Regions from separate parts of the Homo sapiens genome. Here region 2 is linked to region 1. A link is an interaction called in ENCODE POLR2A ChIA-PET data of the cell type or tissue named here. Cell type or tissue: OCI-LY7. All regions are shown on one strand. Links, peaks and the distances in the headings refer to the core of each region. The heading gives the core; the rest is flanking DNA.

Region 1 (10,891 bases), core at 2,776-7,775:
GGTCCAGAAGGATGGCAGGTGTTATCCAAGGTAAACAGCTGATCATGGGTCAAGTGAAAGTAATAGGCAGTCCCTGCTGATAAGGCAGTGTTCCTTGTGATACACTGCTCTAATGCGCTTCCTCCTGGGGGAGAAGGGCAACAGCCCCAGGCAGGAGGCTCTTCCTGAGCTAACAGAAGCACTTTTCTTAACTCATCCATCAAAATTAGATAAGAAAACCAAAGGAATATATGAGTAAGTCAAGCAAAAGCAAGTCTCTAATTTCAACTGCACACAAAGCAAATATACTTCATAAGGGATTCTGACTTGTATTTGAGGCTAGTACATTTCGCACAGCTGAGGCTGTTGAAACCAAAGAAAATAAGGAAAATAAGTTCTGTGGCCAAGATATTTACCTTACTGAGCAACAGTATTTTCCCCCAATCCCTTAGAACTCTCATAGTCATCATGATGCTCCATGAATGCAGCAGCTTTTGCTGTCACAGCATAGACCACAGACCGCTCCAGATGCAAAGAACGTTTTGAGATTCATTGCTTTCATCCATTGGAAAACATTAACAGCAAGTAATTTTCTTCCTAAGAAGATATTCTAGGGCCAGGCATGGTGGCTTATGCCTATAATCCCAACACTTTGGGAGGCCGAGGCAGGAGGATCGCTTGAGCCCAGGAGCTCGAGACCAGTCTGGGCAACATGGCAAAACTTCATCTCTACAAAAAATATAAACATTAGCTGGGCATGGTGGCATGTGCCTGTAGTCCCAGCTATTCAGGGGGGTTGATTAATTGAGCCTGGAAGGTTGAGGCTGCAGTGAGCCATGATTGTGCCTCTACACTCCAGCCTGGGCAACAGAGCAAGACCAGACCCTGTCTCAAAAAAATAAAAGAAAGAAAGAAAAGAAAAGAAAAAAAAGATATTCTAGGCTTGCCTAATCCTTTAACTGATTTTCCAAAATTTTAATCTAAGAAGAGCATATTACGTGGAGCCTATTCGACTAACACAGCATCTGCATTACTCTTGCTATCCCCTCCGGCTGGCCTGGCAAAATCATCCTGCACTATTTATCAGTGAATGTTAAGTCTTCTGGTAGGATTTGGACATCTCAGAGGAAAGCTGAAAAAGTGAAACCCCTATATATCTTTTCCTGGAATCCACTATTTTTCTACTTCTCTATCTCCAACAACTGTTTAAAGGACAAAATAATCAGAGAAAATGGAATTGAATCTTTTCTGAAGCAACAGCTACAGAATACATTTATTAACTGGGTGCGTCAACATGTTAATTTGATAATTCATCTCCTACTATTCTCCCACAGATAAATGGAAATTATGTCTCTGCCTGCCCACCTCCTATTCTCCACCCACTCACCTAAGGGAAGAGAAGTTGCTAATCTAGTTAGTCAGAACTCAGTGTGTTCATTGGACCCTGTTCTGCTAGTGGACAGATTACTGTGTCTTAAACATGGGCACCTTCCTGAGCTCCACCTCCAGTGGGAAACTAGTTAGTCCAGGGCAGCTGTGTGTGCCCCCAAAGCATGCCTGGACCTTATAAGCCAGAGCCATCTGCTTGGGGGAAGTCTCCTGGGATATTTTTATTAAAATGGTATGATGATCCCCATTTGCTATTGTTCTTTGTGTACGTATCTCCCTAAACACCTCCATAATGACAGATGAAGATGTGATGTTTGCAGGACCTTGCTCATCATTCCCTCCTAATGCCATCCAAACCTAGCTCTAACCTTTCCCACAGTGTTTCTCAACATACGGTCCGCCTACATCAGAATCACCTGGGAGGTACTTAAAATGCAGATTCCTGGGCCTCCCTCCAGATCTACAAACTCAGAATCTTTGAGGCTGATACCTGAGAACATGCATTTTAATAAGCTCCCCCAGGTGATTTTTATGCAGATGGCCTTTTGAGTTTACTGGAGGCCTTTTGTAAAGCCCCAGTGAAAGGTTCCAGCCTAGTCACATCTCTGCCTCAGAAAATTAAAAGAGGCTATACTTGGGCCAGAGCTTTAAACTGAAAACATCAGCCCCTCTGACTCCCAACCCTAACAATGGGTTGAAGGGGTTAGCACTGACAGTTAGCCAGAGGCCTCCAAAAGTCAGGTAGGCATTGAAGATCCGCAGTGAGGGCTTTCAGGTCCAGCAGTTCCTCCTTTGCTAAAGTCAGGAACTAGGGTTTTATTTTATTAAAGATGACACTTTGTCTACTTTAAGCATTTCTTCTTATTCTACAGATTTCATCTTGGACAGATATATCTCTATTGAAGAGACATTCTTTTTCATTCACTCCCCCTGATAAGGTCCCCTCTTCCTTTCTTAGCTCAGAAATAAAACACAAGGGCCGGGCGTGGTGGCTCACGCCTGTAATCCCAGCACTTTGGGAGGCCGAGGCAGGCAGATCACACAAGATCAGGAGTTTGAGACCAGCCTGGCCAGCATGGTGAAACCCCGCCTTTACTAAAAAAAAACATACAAAAGTTAGCCGGACATACTGGCATGTGCCTGTAATCCCAGCTACTAGGGAGGCTGAGGCAGAATTGCTTGAAACCGGGAGGGCGGAGGTTGCAGTGAGCCGAGATTGCGCCACTGCACTTCAGCCTGGGCAACAGAGCAAGACTCTACCTCAAAAAAAAAAAAAAAAAAGAAAGAAAGAAAGAAAAGAAAAGAAATAAAACACAAAAATTATTCAATTTTAACCATTTATTAAACACCTCATTGATAGACATTAGCTTTTGTAAACAACTGAAAGTCCTCCATAAACTTCTGCTCCTAAAAATTAATTATTGATTTTTCAAACTTTCTAGTTAAGATTTATGGCCAGGGCTTCAATAAGCTCTCTTGTAAGCAAAATAAGTGAGGGCAGTAACTTCTAGCTAAGTTCCAACTCAACTAATTATGTTCTCTGTCTCTCTTTAATTCCCCTTGTAATTTTAGCCAAATAAAGCAAATTAGGCCTAGACAAAGGAAAAAATATTTTGTGAAATTTTTTTAATTATTTAACTTAAAGGGATCTAATTTATTTTCATTTCATTTTGTATCCCAAAAGCTTGAATGGTATTTCTGCCAACCCATAAGTAGAATCTGGCAAAGGGAGCCCTTAAAATTTTGGAACTTAAGAATCACTTCAATGATCTGCGTGTTTACAGAACGATCAACTCTATGCTCTATGTTTATACAGTACCACTATTTTTGAAAGACTCGAGGGCAGAATTGTATGCTTATTGTTTTTATCCCTGTGTGTGTATGTGTGTGTGTGTGTGTGTGTGTGTAGCAGTAAATACAACAGATACTATTGTTGTAAAGTTATATTCTGAATATCCAGAGCATGGGTTCTTATTCTTAGGTTATTCTTACAAATTGATAGATGGGTAGATAACTAGGTAGAGAGGTAGAGATAGATAGATAGATAGATAGATAGATAGATAGATAGATAGATGACAGACAGAAAAACAGGCTTTAAAACATATTTTATTTTTTCTTTTTAAAAACAGCCACTGTTGCTTAGATTAATTTTATACTGCAAGGCATGTTTCCTGGAGGCATATGGTTTGGGGGTTGCCATGAAAAGCTGAATCTGGAGACTTCCCTTAGAACAGAGCACTGTATTTATGATTTAACTATTTCTTGTTAGCAGCAGACAGTGTACCACGGACTACAGAACTCTGTCGTGTATCATGGTCTTTCACATTGAAAAAAAAAAATAGTACCTAATTAAGCTGAGCTTGATGTTCCGCACACTCTACCCAAACACCATATCCTCTGGAATTTCATTTAAAAATGCATGACCCCAACCATGCCTCCAGGACCACAATGCACAAGTCTAGGGGTGCCACGCCCATTGCTGTCTCATGCCATGCTGTCCTATGCCCTATGCCTCTGCTCCCGGGCTCCTCTGGCCTAGGAAGCTTTCCCCATCCATCTGTCTCCCCCCTGTTAGAGAACACCCAACTCTCTTGCACCCTACCTATTTACCAGTGTGGAGGGGTGTTTTATTGAGGCTTAATATCCCAAGGCCTGGCACAGTGCCAGCCATAAAGCAGGTGTTCAACAAATACCCTCTGGATTGAGGAATGAATACATCAATGATGCACATACCAAATGCTGGCCTTGCTGTACAAGCTTGAGCACAGATTTGAGGGAAGTATATTTCTTAATGTTAAAAAGCAGCATAAGAGGATGGGGGTGGATTTTGCATTAGTACCTTCAGAGCTTTTATTTTTTTCCTTGCCCATTATGACTCACTTCTGCTAACTGAAATTTTTAGGTAACAGTGACTCTAATATTCTGCCAGTTTCGTAGGCTTTCATTGTCAAGATGAGTTCTAAATGAGGCATAAGCCCCAAAAGCAACCATAAAGCTTTGCATTACATACGGAGGGGGAGGGAGCATTGGTTAGTAAAAGATTCTGATTAAGAACCATTTAGTGTCATCTCTGGTGACTCCCATCTGCTGGCCTTCTAGTAACCCGGAAGTACATCAAAGCACAGAACCTTATCTGGCTAAAATGGCCCCGCATTAAAAACCATTGTGAGGTCCGGAATTTTACGTCATTCTTTCTGGAGGACAAAAATCCTTCTAGTGAGCTTCAACAACAAATTCTCTATTATCGCTCATCAAGCTGAATAATAATTATACATCCAGTTATCCACCTTCACAAAGAGTTGGTTAGATCCTTAAGGGCAGAGACTATATCCTCAGGGCCCAGAACAGTTCCTGGCACCTTGTAGACACTCAAAAATACTTGGTTAATAACCATTCTATACTGCTCTGTGCACAGTACAAGCTCACAGAACTGAGGGGGACCTTAGAAATAATTTTGATACAATCTCTTCCATTTCAGGATCAGAACAAGGAGAGCCAGAGAAGCAAAGTGAAGTACCCAGGTTTACAAGATCAGACTACGGAGGATGCTTTAAAAAAAAAAATTTGGCCAGGCGCAGTGGCTCACACCTGTAATCCCAGCACTTTGGGAGGCTGAGGTGGGTGGATCTCCTGAGGTCAGGAGTTCAAGACCAGCCTGGCCAACATGGCAAAACCCTATCTCTACTAAAAATACAAAAATTAGTCGGGCATGGTGACAGGCTCCTGTAATCCCAGCTACTCGGGAGGCTGAGGCAGGAGAACCACTTGAACCTGGGAGGCAGAGGTTGTAGTGAGCTGAGATTGTGCCACTGAACTCCAGCCTGGGTAACAGAGGGAGACTCTGTCTCTGAAAAAAGAAAAGAAAAGAAAAGAAAAATTTTCTCCTCTCAGCCCATAGTTTCTGGGAAAGATCCAAGAGAGATCTAAAAATGACCATTTCATGCCTCAATAGCTTCTTCTAAGCAAACATGCCTTTTATAAGTTATGGAACATTAACATGAAATACATATAGAATGGAATTTGGTAGCTTGCATTACATAAATTTATTTTGGCGAGTGAAGCCCATAGTTCTCAAATCCGATTCATAAAATTAAAACCTCTTATTTTCTTCTGGAGCCTTTAAGGGCTTTTGAAAATCACAGTTAAAAGGTCCAGATTCTTATCGTTCATGTAAAATCAAACTACAAAACTAAAATTTCAGTATTTTAATTAAGTCTGCCTAAGTCCATCAAATTAATTTGCAGCAGCAAAATAAGATAAAATCATGAGAAGCACAGGGACTAATTCAACAGCCCATCACTCATGATTAATTCAACAAGCTTTTACGTCCATGTTTGGGTGACAAATACTAAAATTCCTATGATTGTCTCACTGCATTATATGATAAATGAGACTTTCTTTTACCCCTAAACTAACTAACCTCCTAAAGATCTGGAAATATATTCTCTCCTACGGAGGAAAAGCGCTTTGCTGCCAGAGAGGCTGGGGAGGAGAACAGGGATGTCAAGAGTGGGCTTGAGGGAGATTCTAAAAATCCAGGATCCCCCGTGCAGCACCAGCTCCACTGTGCAGCTTCCTGAGTGGGCCTCTGTGCAGCTCACAGGCAGTCTGAGCTGCTAATTTGCTAGCACCTCTCAGTTCAGGGCTAAATTTCCCTTGGGCCTTGATTTCCTTTTCTGTCTCTCTTTCCCCCTGGGATCAGGCAACTTGAGAATGGAACCTTCTGATTAACATGTCAAGAGCCATAGACTGTCTTAATGGACAGTCTCTTTGCCTGCTCGGGGCACTGGCTCAGCCTGGAGCTGGGCAGGAACTACCACAATGTGTTAAGTCACTAATAAAGGCCCGTGCTCAGTAATGATTTCAAGTGCTCTGAGATAGAGAGCCTTTGGATTCATTAACTCCTCAGCACACTGCCTGCAAAGCCTCCTCTGCTCTCTTGCCTAGCACATCCCTGGCTGCCAAGCATCTGTGACAGAAGAGTGGAAAGGCAAGTTCCTCCAAATACAAAATGGTGCTTGAACCTCTAGATGATGGTTTTGTTTTGTGACATACTCGACTGCCTACTCACGGGGACCAATCTGTCATTTCAAATGGTTTTCCAAAGCAATTTTCTAAAGTGGATCTTTAAAACACTTTGGGATGAATCATTTAAACATTTCAGGTTGGTGACACTCTTGGAGGAAGGAACATGCCCTAGCAAATGGAAGGTATCTTATCTGCCTCCAAGTGAGTGGATGAGTTTAAGCAACAATGCCTCTGAACACACTTCCCCATCAAGTCCTCATCAGGAGTCGCTGAGAACCTCCCCCACCTCCTTCTTTCAAAAGAGGCAATCAGGATCTTTCACATTCTTCTCTAACTTCTTTGAGCCTGAAACACAACCTGGGTGGTGCTGATATATCTCAGGAACCTCCAGGCTTCTTCATCCAGGGACTGAGCAGAGCCTGCCCAAGGCTGGAGATCTATATGCCACCGGGGACCCTGCAAGAGACAGAAAACATAGGTTGTGTGTAAGGAAGAGGAACTGGGTGGGAGGAGAAGGACACAGTATCAGAGAGGAAGCAAGGCTGCTTTGGCTGTCAGCAAAACACACACATATGCACACAGGCAGCAGGAGGCTCTTTGCGAGCTGCTGTCATTAAGGCCACATCAGTCGCAGGGAGACAAATGAGGCCGGAGACAGCACAACTCCCAGGTTGGGGAATTTGCAGGAGAATGCAAAGGCCCCAGGACTGTCTGACTCTGCATGTATGATCAAAGGCAAACTCCACTTGACCCCATTGGGCTCTCCCTTAACTGCAGCTTATTTTATATGAGGCTGTGCTCCTCCGGGAAAAGAAACTCCCTTATCGACGACAGTCTCCCAAAGCTTAGAGCTTCAAGAATATGTGCCTCTCTAAACAAAGCACCATAATGCTGGGGGCTTGTCTTTGTTCTGGGCATTTGTTTATCTTCCTCAGTGCAGGGAGATGGGACCACGGCCCTTGGCTGCTGGGACCCTGCACAGGCAGAGCGAGGACCCCAGAACTGTCATCACCAGGGCTGGGGAGGGTGGCTTTCTAGCACTGTGAGGCAGCCACCACCTGTTAGCAGAGGTTACGAGGTGCTCCCAAGAACAGAGTGGTTAAGGATGACCCGCTCAGCCCCCTTTTGTAGCAAGGATGGGTGGATGAAGGGTTGGGGGAATGCAATGGTCTGGAGGAAACAAAAATGGTAGCCCCTCCAGTAAAAAGGGGGCACTAGTCAGGAAATCCTTATTAGAGCTCAAAACTCCCACCTATAGTTGTCAACACCAAGAGACCTCCAGGAGGTTTGCTGCAATTCCCAGGGGTGGGGACGGCTCGTGCAGGGTAGGGAAGGGCTGGGGGAAGGGAGAGCTCCAGCAGCTGGCGGGGTCAATGTCTAGTGCCAGGAAAGGCTTTGGGCGTCATAGCATAGGTTTCCTGCAGTGTAGTGAGAATGGGCCCCTAAACCCCTTTTTATATGGTGAGGAAGTAGGCAGGGGAGGGTTCTGGGGGCAAGATAAAGGGATCATTCACATATACACAGTGTTCTCCAGTCAGGTACTGTGGTGGGAACTCTCAGCACCCAAGAAAGAAACATCTAGACAGGCCAGCCGTGAGATGCTTTAGTACAAATGTGGTTTGTTGCCCCTAGATGGGGTGGCCTAGGTGACTCGGGGTTACATAGAAAACAGGAAAGTAGTGGGGAACAAGGTTAGTCTATGTGAAGCCAGACGGTCTGGGTTTGGGGAAGAGGAATCCATTCTCACTTGGGCGTCTGAGATCAATACCAGCGCTTTGGAAGTGATCAAGGGTTATTCAGTTTTGGCATTATTAGACACACATCATTGCAGAATCCCTGTAGAGCCCACAGTCTCACATCCCCACAGCCTGTACTACCCTTGTGGGGGCTGAGCCTCACGCAGTCCCTCTAGATTGAAGGAGGCCTCCCTGGTTTCCCGCAGACTGCCTCTTTTTTCAGGAACCCATAGGGCAGGGCCAGCTGTATGGGCATGCAACCTGTGCAGTCTTAGGAGGCCATGCTCAGTTTAATGCTCTGCTGATGCTGTCTCGAAATTCTTAGTAATTTTATTATTTTTTTTATTACTGCTCCTTGCAGAGCAGGGCTAACTCACAGGCAGTGTGCCTAGAGTCAGTCAAAATTCTTAAAAATTTTTGAACAAAAGGCCCTGCATTTCATTTTATACTGGGCCCACGAATCATGTAGCCAGTCTTCCCTGAGGGACACCTTCTGAAAGAACAGCCTTTTCTTGTAGCTCTTCTTGTTCTGTGCAGGCTGAGCAGGCAGAGACTCTAGTAAGAGAGCTGGAGAACATTAAGTCATACATCTTTCCAGTTAATGCCTCCCACACCCTCATTTCTTTTTTCCTTCTCTGAATTCGATGTTGATTACCATTTGGTCAAACAATATTTATTGAGCCTTAGCCACTCTGTGCCAGGCACTGGTAAATAGAGATATGACTAAAACCCAGGCTCTCCCAAGAGGCACTCATGGTCAGGTGGGGGAGACAGATATGTACAAAATAACTTCGATAGTAAAATGCTAAAATATTCAGGAGAGTTGTTCTCTTTAGGAAATTATTCGATTCTGAAATCATAAATTATCAACACATTTAAACACAAATGCCTCCAGTCCTGCTTGGTCACATTGACAGAGTGAGTGCTTCCCAGGTTGCTGCAGCAGCCAGCACAGCAATATGATGTCCCAGGAGCACTCAGCTAGGCCCGGGGTTTAAAACCTCCCACTTCACTGTCATGGACCACTCACAAGGGCCCCGAGCATCTGGCCCAGGAGTCCCTGGATGAAAATGATGAAGTTCACATGTTATGGTTTTCCTCAAAATCAGGAGTTGGAAAATCTTTTCTATAATGGGTCAAATAGCCAATGTTTTAGACTTTGCAGGCCACACAGTTTCTGTTGCAACTCTTTGCCTCCTGTTGTAGCTCAAAAGCAGCCATAGACAGTAAGTAAACAAATGGTTATGGCTGTCTTCCAATAAAGCTCCATTTACACAAACAGGCAGCAGGCTGGATTGGGCCTGCAAGCTGTAGTTTGCTGACTCCTGCTCCAGCTGATCCTAATTCAGAGGTAGGCTGGCCTAAAAGGGGGGGTTGACTGAAATAATGCAAGGGAGACAGACTATGATGTTGTTGGGGCTCAGAATATGATTTCCCAAAGTCTTGTGCTTTGGCATGGTATGAACTTTAAAGTGTTGTAGGACTTTCTCCTTAGTTCAGGTAAAATGGGGTCTTTGTCAGATGACCATGAGAGACTGGGCTCACAGACACTTTGAAGGGTGAGAAAAATGGAATTTACTGGGCAAAAAGGAAAAAAGAGAAACAGGGACTCTCAGCAAAGCAAAAGTTCTGCTAGCTGGCTTCCTGCCTCACAGATTGAATCCCAGTTTCCACCCCAGAAGAGGAGAGGCCAGGCTCCTCCCCACTGCAAATGGTGCAAACTTCCCAGGGGCTCTGGCCCGTTGTGCATTCCTCCCAGTGCACAGGCTGGTCAGAGTTTCTCTGGGGTCCCCTTTATACTTGACTGTCTCAAAAAGACACTGGATGGGCCTCAAAGGCGAGTTCTCTCTGACCTTCTGTGGCCCTCCTGTCTCTCACTCCTCTTTCTTCCCCAAAGTGAGTTCTAGAAACCAGAATTCCTCTTCCGCAAGGCAGGTGAGAGAAACTGGAGACCCTCTTCCCAAAGCAAGCCATAAAATCTACAAAGGTCACTCTCTCCCTTCTCCCCAAATACCTTTGTTCCAGAGGGATCTTGCCCCATACCCAGGAGGAAGAAACACTACACAGAGAGACCAAGAGGAAGCTGAACAGACAGGCCTTGCTGGGGTTCCCCGCTCAGTCTATTACCATTACATCAGACCCTTTTGTCCAATCACACTTCCACGTAGCTGTCCATCTTCATGGAACCTAAGCATTAAAATAGATCATTTTCCCTGCATCTCTAGGTCTTCATTTCTGAAGGCTTCCATGTCATGTAAAACTTTGATTAAATAAATGTGTTATGCTTTTCTCTTGTTCACCTGTCTTTTGTTAAGAGTGTTGGCCGTATGCTTATGGTGAGTGAGGAAAGGTATTACACCTAGATTATAACCAATGTTGTTAACTGGGTGACTTGGGCAATCAGTCAGGGACCCAGCAGGATCCAGTGGGCTCATTCAAACTGGCTAATTTGAGAGAATTTAACAAAAAGTCTATTTACAAAGGTGTGGGCAGGGCTTAAGGAAACCAATAAAGAATAAATAATGCAATACCTGTGTCTGGTAACACCGGAGAGCCCTTACAAGTCTAAAGGGAACTATATGGAGAAGTCTGTAGTACAGGAATACAGCCAATCCTATTACATACTCCACCCTGTCTGCCCCACCCACCAATCTCCTGCCTCCTGTTGGCCAAACTCAAAGGGAAAGCAGGGAAGACTGAGGCTGTGCTTGGTCCCTGCAGGTCAGCCTCCCGGGGTGGAGCAGGGTGGAGGTTGGGCC
Region 2 (10,891 bases), core at 2,189-7,188, 120 kb before region 1:
GTGGTAAATATTGAGTATTCTGAGTCTCCCACTTTGAGGAACTAGTGGAAAAGAAACATGTAGTTTTTAAAAAAAATTATATGACAGTACCACTGTTGATATAAAAGTCACCCCAAATCCCCGAAATCATGGTTTGGGGAAACTATAGTAACTCTCAATTATCTAGAGCATCACTGTGAAGTAGAACTTCTGCAATAATGTGAATGTAGTAGCTGACAACCACATGGGGCTACTGAGCTCTTGAAATAAATAGCTACATATAGATTTGAGTGAGAGGGGTTCCTCTCCTTCTGTCCCAGGGGCTGACAAATGGTGCTAATCAGCCATTGCCCAGCTGCACTGAACCGTATCAGGCTAATGTGTTCCCAGATAGGTTAATAGGCCCTTTTTTTGTACAGTTATTCCAGTAATTCTAACTTCCATATACTCAGAACTTTTGTGTCTTTCTTATTTTATTTTATTTTTTTTCTTGTAACATTGCAGTTTGGACCAGAAAATCCCTTTAGGACACAGCAAATGGCTGCCCCTAGAAATATGCTTTCTGGATATGCCGAACCAGCTCATATCAATGATTTCATGTTTGAGCAGCAAAGGAGAACTTTTGCAACATATGGTAAGGTGATAAGACTTAAGCAGTTTCAATTTTGGCTTTATTAGAAGTGTGATCTGTGTGTGTTAGTCTGTTTTATCTTCTGGCTTTTAAAATTCACTGGATTCCTTCAGAAAGGATAGTATGCCTTCCTATACATATCCTTAAATATTTATATAAATGGGAAGGTGAACTCATATTTTTAGCTGTCATTGTAAATCCACTGTGATTTCTGAGTACTGGAAATATTCTGTGATCTTAACCAGAATGCTCTTTGTTGTCGTACTAGGTAATGGACATTTGTTATTTTATATCCATTACATGTAGGTTGCTGTTAAAGTTGGCAAATGAAAAGATAGTGTTAAGAGGTTACTTTTTTATCTTATTATAGGCTATTTAACTTTACTCTGTTTCTCAAATCTTATCTTGGAAATGCTTTCTCTTGATCACTGAAGGGTATCAGGAAAGAGAATAGCGAAAAATTCATTATGTAAAATAATTACATCCTACCAGTGGTGGGATTTTAAAAATTTAATGTGCGTGGAAACTGCTTGTATAGAGGATTATCATGTATTAGATCATACTTCACCATGGTAAGATTGTAATAGACTTAGAATGTACCAAATATCACAGCCAAGGCTATATACCACTTAAATCACCCAAAACAGTTCTATGACACTTCCAGTCCAATAAAATGGTTACAAATATGTTATACCCATTGCTTGTATAAGGGGTCCCATGTAAATCTAAAGTAATGTGCAGCACATAAAAATAAACTGTTACATCATGATTTTGTTATATTCTAACCTATAATAAGAGACTTTTAAAGACTTATTGTCTTCGACTTTAGAAGGACCTTAAGCAATAATTTAGTTCTCTTGTTTCCTTTAAAACAAAACAAAAGTCCAAGTAAGTTTATACCGATACCTACTTTTCTTCTTAAATTACCTTATAACAAGAATAAGGATTTAAAACTCTTCAGCTGGCTTTAGACCTGGTTTCAGAAATGGGTTGTGTTTTTTTGTTTGTTTGTTTGTTTGTTTTAAGTATCTGGTGATTTTTGCCTCTCCCACTAGGAAGTGGTGAGGTAGGACACAGGTTGAACTATTGAGTTAAAGACAAAAAATGAATTTGGGGCTATAGTATATTAGGCAGCCTAAAATAAAGGCAGCCTATAGTATATTAGGCAGCCTAAAATAAAATAAAGTGGGAGATTTTTGCCTCTCCCACTAGGAAGTGGAGAGCTAGGACACAGGTTGAACTATTGAGTTAAAGACAAAAAATGAATTTGGGGCTATAGTATATTAGGCAGCCTAAAATAAACGGAATGGCCAGTTACAAAACTAAGAAAATTTTGGTTTGTCTCCTTTATGATAGATCTTAGATAAGGTCGATCTTATTTATTAAGTTCAAGTGAACTTAGTAAGATTTAGGTTTAAACTGAGGTTTAAAGAGACAGTTTATTAAGTTCAAGTAAACTTAATAAGTGAACTTAGTAAATAAGATCAGTCTTGTCTAAGCTTTAACAACTGTCTCTTTAAACCTTAGTTTTAACACTGTCTGTTTTTTCTTTGCCCCCAGGTACTGAGCAAGTATATGACTTCTATTAGTTTGTCCTATAATTTTCTTATAGAAAGTTCTTATCTGACTTCTGATAGTAATTCCTATACCAGATTCCTATCAACTTTTGTTGTTGTTGTTCTTGTTTTTTAATCTTTCCACATGAAATGTAAGGCTGTGAGACCTTTCCGTTACCTTCCCTCATTTGCAAAGTGCAAGGAAGCAAACCTTTCTTATACCTTGTAGTGGTGTTATCTAACAGACATACAGGAGGTGACACATGAATTCAGTTTTACCTCAATCTCATAACCCTGGGCTATCACTGCTGGAATATAATACAAATATTTATTTTAATTTTCTTCCCATTTTTAAAAGTTGTAAGATTGTTATAATCTCAGTGAATTATTTCTGGAAGATTTATATTCTACAATGCAGTTAGTTTATCATAGAGCCCACCTGTAGAGTCCTTATCACTGAAAATAGTCTCATTTACTGTGTCATCCCGTTTACTTACTCTACAGTTTTGCTTTTAGCTTGCATTTATGGTATTTCTCCTGACTTCTCAGCCCCTCAGTGGTTGTGTGAATTTTGTCCTGTTTTCTGCCTGCTCCCCTGCCAGTCTTACTTGGGGCTTCTCAATGAAGTTTCTTCCTTTTGTTCGACTTTCATCTAGAATTTTCTCTACACCCACCTACAGAAGTGGAAAATAGAATTTTAAATAAATACTTTTAGTCTCACAATAATTATTAACATGAGTTTTAACTTCAATATTTGAAATCCTTTATTAACATTTTTATTTTATTTTTTTTGAGACAGTCTCACTCTCTTGCCCAGGCTGGAGTGCAGTGGCGCGATCTCAGCTCACTGCAAGCTCCGCCTCCTGGGTTCAACGCCATTCTCCTGCCTCAGCCTCCCTAGTAGCTGGGACTACAGGCACCCGCCACCACGCCTGGCTAATTTTTGTATTTTTAGTAGAGACGGGGTTTCACCATGTTAGCCAGGATGGTCTCGATCTCCTGACCTTGTGATCCACCCGCCTCAGCCTCCCAAAGTGCTGGGATTACAGGCATGAGCCACCGTGCCCGCCCTTATTAACATTTTTAAATGATTTTTTAAAAACAGTCTACTGAACAAAGATATAATTTTTAAAAGAATTACTTGTATCATTTAGATTTCAGTTTGATTCCAGTTTTCACTATTAAAAATGTGATGTATGTTATGCTACAAAGTGCATTTTAAAACATGGTAGTGAATATTTTTGTACATAAAACTTTACATGTTCTTATATTATTTTATACTATTTTCTTAAATGAGTTCCCAAACGTAGGTAAAAGAATATGTGTTTTAAAAGCTTTTGGTATATATTATCAAATTGCTTTCCAAAAGAATTCTCTCAACCTACTCTACCACCACAGTGTATAAAAGTCCTATTTCTCTTTTTTTTTTTTTTTTTTTTTGAGACAGGATCTCGCTCTGTCACTCAGGCCGTGCAGTTGTGGGATCTCTGCTCACTGCAACCTCTACCTCTGGGGTTCAGGCAATTCTCATGCCTCAGCCTCCTGAGTAGCTGGAATTACAGGCATGAACGACCACACATAGCTAATGTTTTTTTTTGTATTTTTCGTAGAGATGGGGTTTTACCATATTGGCCAGACTTGTCTCAAAACTCCTGGCCTCAAGTAATCTGCCTTCCTTGGCCTCCCAAAGTGCTGGGATTACAGGCCTGAGCCACGATGCCCGGCCCTATTTCTCTTCATCAAAGATCCATATGATTGTTTTTCCTTTGTTTACTTGATAATCAAAGTATTATATTTCTTTATTGCAACTTGATTTTTCCGGACTACTAGTGAGGTCGAAGGTTTTTTCATATATTTATGACCATTCTTTTGCAAATTGTTTATAGTCTCTTTTCATTTGCCTAATGGAATTAGTTTTAATAATTATTATTAGTTTAATAATCTTAAGGGTATAATAATAAAATCAATATTATGGCCATTTCAAATAAGACTGCCGAAGGGAAGAAAGTAGACATTAATTCCATTAAAAAGATAAAAGGGAAAACAAGCTTCAGGAAGATAGATAAGAATATTTAAGAAATGTAGAAATATTCACTTATTTGAGACACAAGATAGTGAGAAAACAAATTGGACTGAAATTTAGTAGTGTTAGAATTAGATCTTGTTCTATCACTGGCTGATTTGTAGTAAGACATAAGGCCAAATATTTAACTCTTATTTGTAAAAGGAAAATAATACTGTTTTCTAATCACCTGGGGTGGAAGGCAGTAGTGGGGATGGTGGTATGGCAGTAAAGATTTTTACCACAGAGGATGTGGAGCAAGAGGAAAGCATAACTTATTTTTCTGAGTAACAAGACAGTGGCCAGATGAGTTGGGGAATGGTGCTTACACAGAGACAAGGACCAGGGATACCTCTTCCCTCTCTGTCTACTCCTTCACCCTTCCAGACGCGTCATGAAATGCTATTTATGTAGACGTTAAGTCTCCTTTCAAAGTAGAAATTTACATTCTAGCTAGATACGTTTTTTATTATTGAAATGGAAACTTTTAACATGGTATGAGCTTATAAAAGTCTCATTTTTTGGAAAAAGTTATGTGCAGAACACTTCTGTACATCAAAGAGATTAAAGACAAAATAACTCATGGGATTTGAACCTGTGATTTCAGAGATTCTACTCCAAAGGCTGATTTTCTGCCACCAAGCTCTCTCCTCTGGTTAAGAACATATTTTAATGCTGAAAAAAACTATATGCAAATCAGCTAATAGCCAGGTGGTTGGTTCTGTTATAGCATATCATGAGGGTGAGTTCAGCACTTACATCCTTAGCTTGTTTGAAAAGCATGCTTCATGATGAATCTTTTTCTGTTCCCCAAAAGAAGTTCCCTATATTCTGTTTTTTTGTGTGTGTGTGTGAGATGGAGTCTCGCTCTGTCGCCCAGGCTGGAGTGCAGTGGCGCGATCTCAGCTCACTGCAAGCTACACCTCCCCGGTTCACACCATTCTCCTGCCTCAGCCTCCCGAGTAGCTGGGACTACTTTGGATGAAAAATGAAAATAATAAGTCTATCCTCTAGGATGTGCCCTTTAGAAAAAATGGGCTTAGTACTTTTTTATGTATTCTATTATCGTACACATGAGTTGTAGGCCATAAAGTGATCAGTGATTTAGCACTCTTGTGAATATACCAGACTAATGTTACCAAACATTTACTGTGCTAGCACACCCATTTGAGAAAAAAACTGATTTGAGCTAACTTAGGTAGACTTTCTTTCCTTAAATTCCCATGGACCACTGAAGACCACATTTATATGTAGCTACATACTTTATAATTAGTTTAAAAAGCACATTCGTATGCTGGTAGATATCCTTCCTTCTCTTAAGGAAATATAAAGAATGATTGATGAAATAGAAATATATTAAGATTGGGAAGGAAGACTGTCCTTACTGCAAATGGTATTTTCAAAATAATAGCTAGATTTTATGTAATCTTCTTACCCTTTTTTATTTAATAATTTACATAATTTGATAAACTTAGCCCTGCAATATCTATTACCAAGAAGAAAAGGAAAATGGTTTCTAGATTTCCAAGTGCATCATGTACATGTATTTTCAAGCTCTTAGAATATTTAAAACTAAAGTTTGATGTGTTGGCCAGAGAGGCTCTTAGTAATGTAATGTCAGTATGCAAAATTCATCCTATAAGAAACATATTATGCTGGAGTCTAGCCTGAGCTTTGGGTTCTAAATAGAAAAATATAGCTTTGGGTTCTAAATAGAAATATAGCTCAGGGGCCGGGAGTGGTGGCTCACACCTGTAATGCCAGCACTTTGGGAGGCCAAGGCGGTGGATCATTTAAGGTCAGGAGTTCAAGATCAGCTTGGCCAACATGGTGAAACCCCATCTCTCCAAAAAAATACAAAAGTTAGCTAGGGGTAATGACGCATGCCTGTAATCCCAGCTACTCTGGAGGCTGAGGCAGGAGAATTGCTTGAGCCTGGAAGGCGGAGGTTGCAGTGAGCCGAGATTACACCACTGCACTCCAGCCTGGGTGACAGGGTGAGACCCTATCTCAAAAAAAAAAAAAAAAAAAAAAAGGAAGCAATATAGCTCAGGGCAGAATGATTGGTCCTGATTGGTCCTGAGTTAGAGATCATTTTTGACATCTGGGAAAGAAAATGTGAAATGTGTATATTTGTATTATAATAATAAAATGAATTTAAACAGCAAAATGGAGTTAATAATTTTCACTTTTTTGCTTTCAGGTTATGCATTAGACCCTTCATTAGATAATCATCAAGTGTCTGCTAAATATATTGGTTCTGTAGAAGAAGCTGAAAAAAATCAAGGTAATTTATTTGAAACATTTGATATCATATATACCTACACATCTATAATTAGTGTCTTGCAGAGTGACTTTAATTAGACAGTAAAAAATAGTATTTAGCGCTTTTTTTTTTAAAGTTGAAACAATGGAGCGATACAGTTTAGAGCAATATAGTTCAGAAATGTTACAGTTTAGAGCTTGCTTTTGCCGCTTACTAGTTGTGGAATCTTGTAGGGAAAATAATGATACATATCTCTTTGAGTTACTTTGAGTACTTGGCACCATGCCAACCCTGTAGAAATCACTCAATAAATTACAACTAATGTATAGATAATTTTGGCAATTGATTTCTCAACATTAATGTCAAGCTTCATTTTAACAGAGTAGAAATACTTTATTTGGTAAGTCTGTGAAGATTGTCTTTGAAGAGTTGCTTTGAAGGTTGAGTTTGAATATGTGTTGTATGTATGCTTGTATTCATATTCATTTTGTACTTACAATAAGACAAAACATCATACGCTAAACGCTAACTTGTCACAAGCCTCATCAGTCCATTAGAATATTATCCATAAAATGCAATTTAAAAAGTAATTTGCTGGTTGGTTGCATGGGACATTTGTGCTTAGTAGCTATAGATCCTATGTGATCTGGCTGGTCTCTGTATATGAGCTAGATTATTGTTAAAATAGAATTTTAACAGGCTTTTGCTATAAAACATAGCCTGAATTAATATAGGTAGACATTTCTTCTTTAAGCTAGACCTCTGCAAGTCCCATCTAAAGGTAGCTAGATTCTTAGTTAACTTGTGACTATGATTCCACAAACCTTTCTTTTTCCAAGTTAATGACTATACACAGTATGCCACCTCCTACTAATCAAATCAAAATCTCAACCAGAAACACCCTCCTTCTCCTTTTCTTTTACTGTTAACGTTAATGATATTAGAGGTCAAGATGAGACTGAAATCACTTGGAAGGAATACCATTTCTGGTGAAACCTTGTTTGATTTACATTTTTGCATTACAAGTGAAGTGAAGATAAGTTATTAAGTACTTACAGTAATTTAGTTTAATTTAGTTTTAAAATGATAAATTACAGTTTATTCTTGCTTCCAAATGTCACTTTATTATTACTTAGCAATAATGAGTTTCTGAGTTTTTTCCAGAAAGTCGTACAAATCCACTGACACAGCTTTTTGATTCAATAAAAGGCTTGTGCGCCATTGTAGGAGTACATATTTGGGTCTCTTCTTTAAGTATACAGTATTAGAATTTGCAGAATATTGAATTAGTTTTAAGTGTCTTTGCCCAGAAGGTTGAATCCCTTTTTCTGTAGCATGAGTCAGCGTATATGGTAGATTCATGTAGATTGTTTTTTAATAACTCTGGGGTCACTTGAACAATCATCTTTCTTTAACCATATAAAATAAAATTAAACATATGTTCATATTTCTTTAGAAAATGTACATCTTTGTAATCTCTCAGTTTTTTTTTTAATTTTTTTTTTGTTAACGTAGGTTTAACTGTATTTGAAACTGGTCAGAAGAAAACAGAAAAGAGGAAAAAGTTTAAAGAAAATGATGCATCCAATATTGATGGTTTTTTGGGACCATGGGCAAAATATGTGGATGAAAAAGATGTAGCCAAACCTTCAGAAGTAAGCTTTGATGTTTTTAATTGTCAATTCAGGTATACGCTGTATCTCTATGAAGGATATCTACATTAATAAACTTGAGATTTCTTTAGAGAACCAAATGACTCATCAAAATTTTTCTGCCTTTAGTTGATTGAAAATATACAATAAAATTTATTTGTTTTTCTTTGGGATATTTTTATTTACCTTTTCTGCTGATTTGTTTTCTCTCATGCTTTTTTATTAAAATACAATATTGAACAATTTTCATAAAGATTTCCTTGATATTGCTATTAAGCTGCCATGGTAGCTACTCTTCTGATACTAGACATTCAGATAGTAACTACAAAATCAGCCTTCTGTGACACTAGAATTGATTATAAATTTTATTGATTTATGAATTTATTTAAAATTTTCAACAAATTTTATCTCTATATATATCTTAAAAACTACTATAAAGTTTGTAAAGTAAATGCTCTGCCGTTCCCTTCCTCACCTCCTAATCTCACTGTCTCCATGAGCCAGAGAGTGTTCTAGGTCCCAGGCATACAGCAGTGGACAAGATCAAGAAAATCATGACCTCATGAAGCTTATATTCTAGCTGTTACTTACATCCAGTAAATCCATGTTTATAGTAATAGAAATAAACAGGTGATATCTAAGATGAATAAACTTATTCTACTATTTTTTATTTTAGATTTTATCTGTTGACTTGTTATTATAGATAGAGATTTACTACTACCCCATCTTCTGTCCCCAGCTCCTCCCAAAAAAATTGTGTCACAAATGTATAGCTATCACTTATATCCTTAGGAGTATGTAAAAACAATTAACTGAAAAACAACATTATGTGCTAAAATTCAGTTTCCATTCTGAAACTAGATTTTCTGATTGCCTTGTCTTTTTACTTGTATAACTAGTATAACATGTTAAAATTTATTTCTAGGTGTCACAGAAGGATAAGTTTTGAAAACTGATTTTATATAGTTGAAAAGTATTATCTAGTATCCATTATGTATTTAGTACCATTTCATAATTTGTGGAAGAGGTAATCAGTCTCTGCTTATAGAAGACTTGAGCTTGGCCGGGCCTGTAAGCCCAGCACTTTGGGAGGCCGAGGCGGGCGCATTGCCAGAGCTCAGGAGTTCGAGACCAGCCTGGGCAACACAGTAAAACCCTGTCTCTACTAAAACAGAAAAAATTAGCCAGGCGTGGTAGTGTGCACCGAGTAGTCCCAGCTACTCGGGAGGCTGAGGCAGGAGAATTGCTTGAACTAGGAAGAGGGAGGTTGCAGTGAGCAGAGATTCGCGCCACTGCACTCCAGCCTGGGCGACAGTGCGAGACTCATCTCAGAAAAAAAAAAAAAAAAAAAAAGTGTTGAGCTTGTTATCCTGGGAACATACTCGGACCAGATATGTAGAAGTCATTATAAAGAATTTATAACCAACTTTAGGTATAATGAGGTTCTAGAACATTCATTTTAAATTTCACTCCTTAATTTTCTTAGGAAGAGCAAAAAGAATTGGATGAAATCACAGCAAAGAGGCAGAAAAAAGGAAAACAGGAAGAAGAGAAACCTGGGGAGGAGAAGACAATCTTACATGGTAACATATTTTTTGTACATCTTCATTTTTATGAAAAACCTTCATATTTACTCTGTTCGCTGTTCATACAATATCAATTACCCTTACTATCAGCTGTAATAAAATCATTATGTTAAGTATAATTGTGTTGGACAATTTGTATCCCAAGGAAATTACAGCAGACTTCTGTATACTGATAAAGGAGAAAAAATAGCATGATTAATGATAGCCACAGATAATTTTTTTCCAAGTGTGAATGAATTTTATTAAATGGTAGATAAAAAGAAACTTGAATAGTCCACAATCTATTCTTTCGTAAGATAAAGTTGACTCTTTTGGTGTATTAATAGTGCCCCAGTCATTTTAAATGTTTTTAATGAAGCCAAATACTCAGGTATCCTCACAGTTCATAATCGTTATTCAGCTATATTCAGAATAAACTTGGATTTTCGTGTGAAAAGATGGAGCTTAAGGCTCTCATACTTATTTTGACTTGTAGAAGGAAATGCATATTCACCAAAACAAATCGTAAGTATTCTAGAATGTACCTGTTAATAATTAGTTATATTTAGGAAAATACATAGTGATTATCTAAAACTGTAAAGAATAGCTTAGCATTTACAGTGTTGCTTATTCTAATGTTATATTACATCAGATATTTAGGTTTGATGAAGCCATATTTGGTTCTTCAAGCTTCAGTTTTATCTCCAAGGAGTCTATTTAGTACTATGGTACTTAAAACTATAATAACAATAATATAAAAATAACATTTATTGAGTACTTACTCTGTGCCAGGCATGCTGCTAATTGCTGTATATATACTATGTCATTTAATTCTCACAGGTGACTTTATTGTAAAATTTGTGATGAAAGTGGGAAAAGATAAATGAAAAGGAACTGGAAGGGCATAAGAGAGGAAAGCAGGGGAAAAGGATAGTTGATATATTTTGTTTTGTTTTAACTTCCTTCTTAACCTGTTTTATTTCTGCTTCTTTACCAGTGACTAACAAGGCCCAAGTATTATCTTCCCTTGCTATAATTATGCCACAGTGAAGTCTTTATAGATCACTAAGATGTGTAAGTGATGAAAAGAAGTATAGATATTATCTAAAGGTCTATAATCTCTGGATATTTAGGAATTTCGAAATACTACCTCTAGTTGTAAATGATAGCAGTTATTTTA

Evidence for each region. Peaks named below come from ENCODE experiments on the same cell type or tissue, not always from the same donor. Only the 100,000 strongest peaks of a DNase experiment are listed, where the experiment ranks them.
Region 2: POLR2A ChIA-PET joins it to region 1 with 10 read pairs; 3 of 35 experiments call an interaction of 5 or more read pairs at or near these places.

What each region holds. Positions count from the first base shown.
Region 1 is chr6:110,316,021-110,326,911 of GRCh38, forward strand. It overlaps METTL24 (methyltransferase like 24), which reads right to left. Exons shown (of 5, transcript NM_001123364.3): 2 at 6,754-6,852. Among named protein-coding and RNA genes, the nearest start is that of METTL24, 37 kb to the right of the region's middle. RefSeq lists an enhancer at 6,820-7,427. In OCI-LY7, for the core only: no CTCF peak of the experiment used is centred there; no DNase peak of the experiment used is centred there.
Region 2 is chr6:110,201,075-110,211,965 of GRCh38, forward strand. CDC40 (cell division cycle 40) reads left to right here. Exons shown (of 15, transcript NM_015891.3): 3 at 484-613; 4 at 6,432-6,515; 5 at 8,010-8,149; 6 at 9,633-9,729. Among named protein-coding and RNA genes, the nearest start is that of CDC40, 26 kb to the left of the region's middle. In OCI-LY7, for the core only: no CTCF peak of the experiment used is centred there; DNase peaks (open chromatin) are centred at 3,637 and 4,987; H3K4me3 peaks cover 2,092 bases; H3K27ac peaks cover 3,109 bases.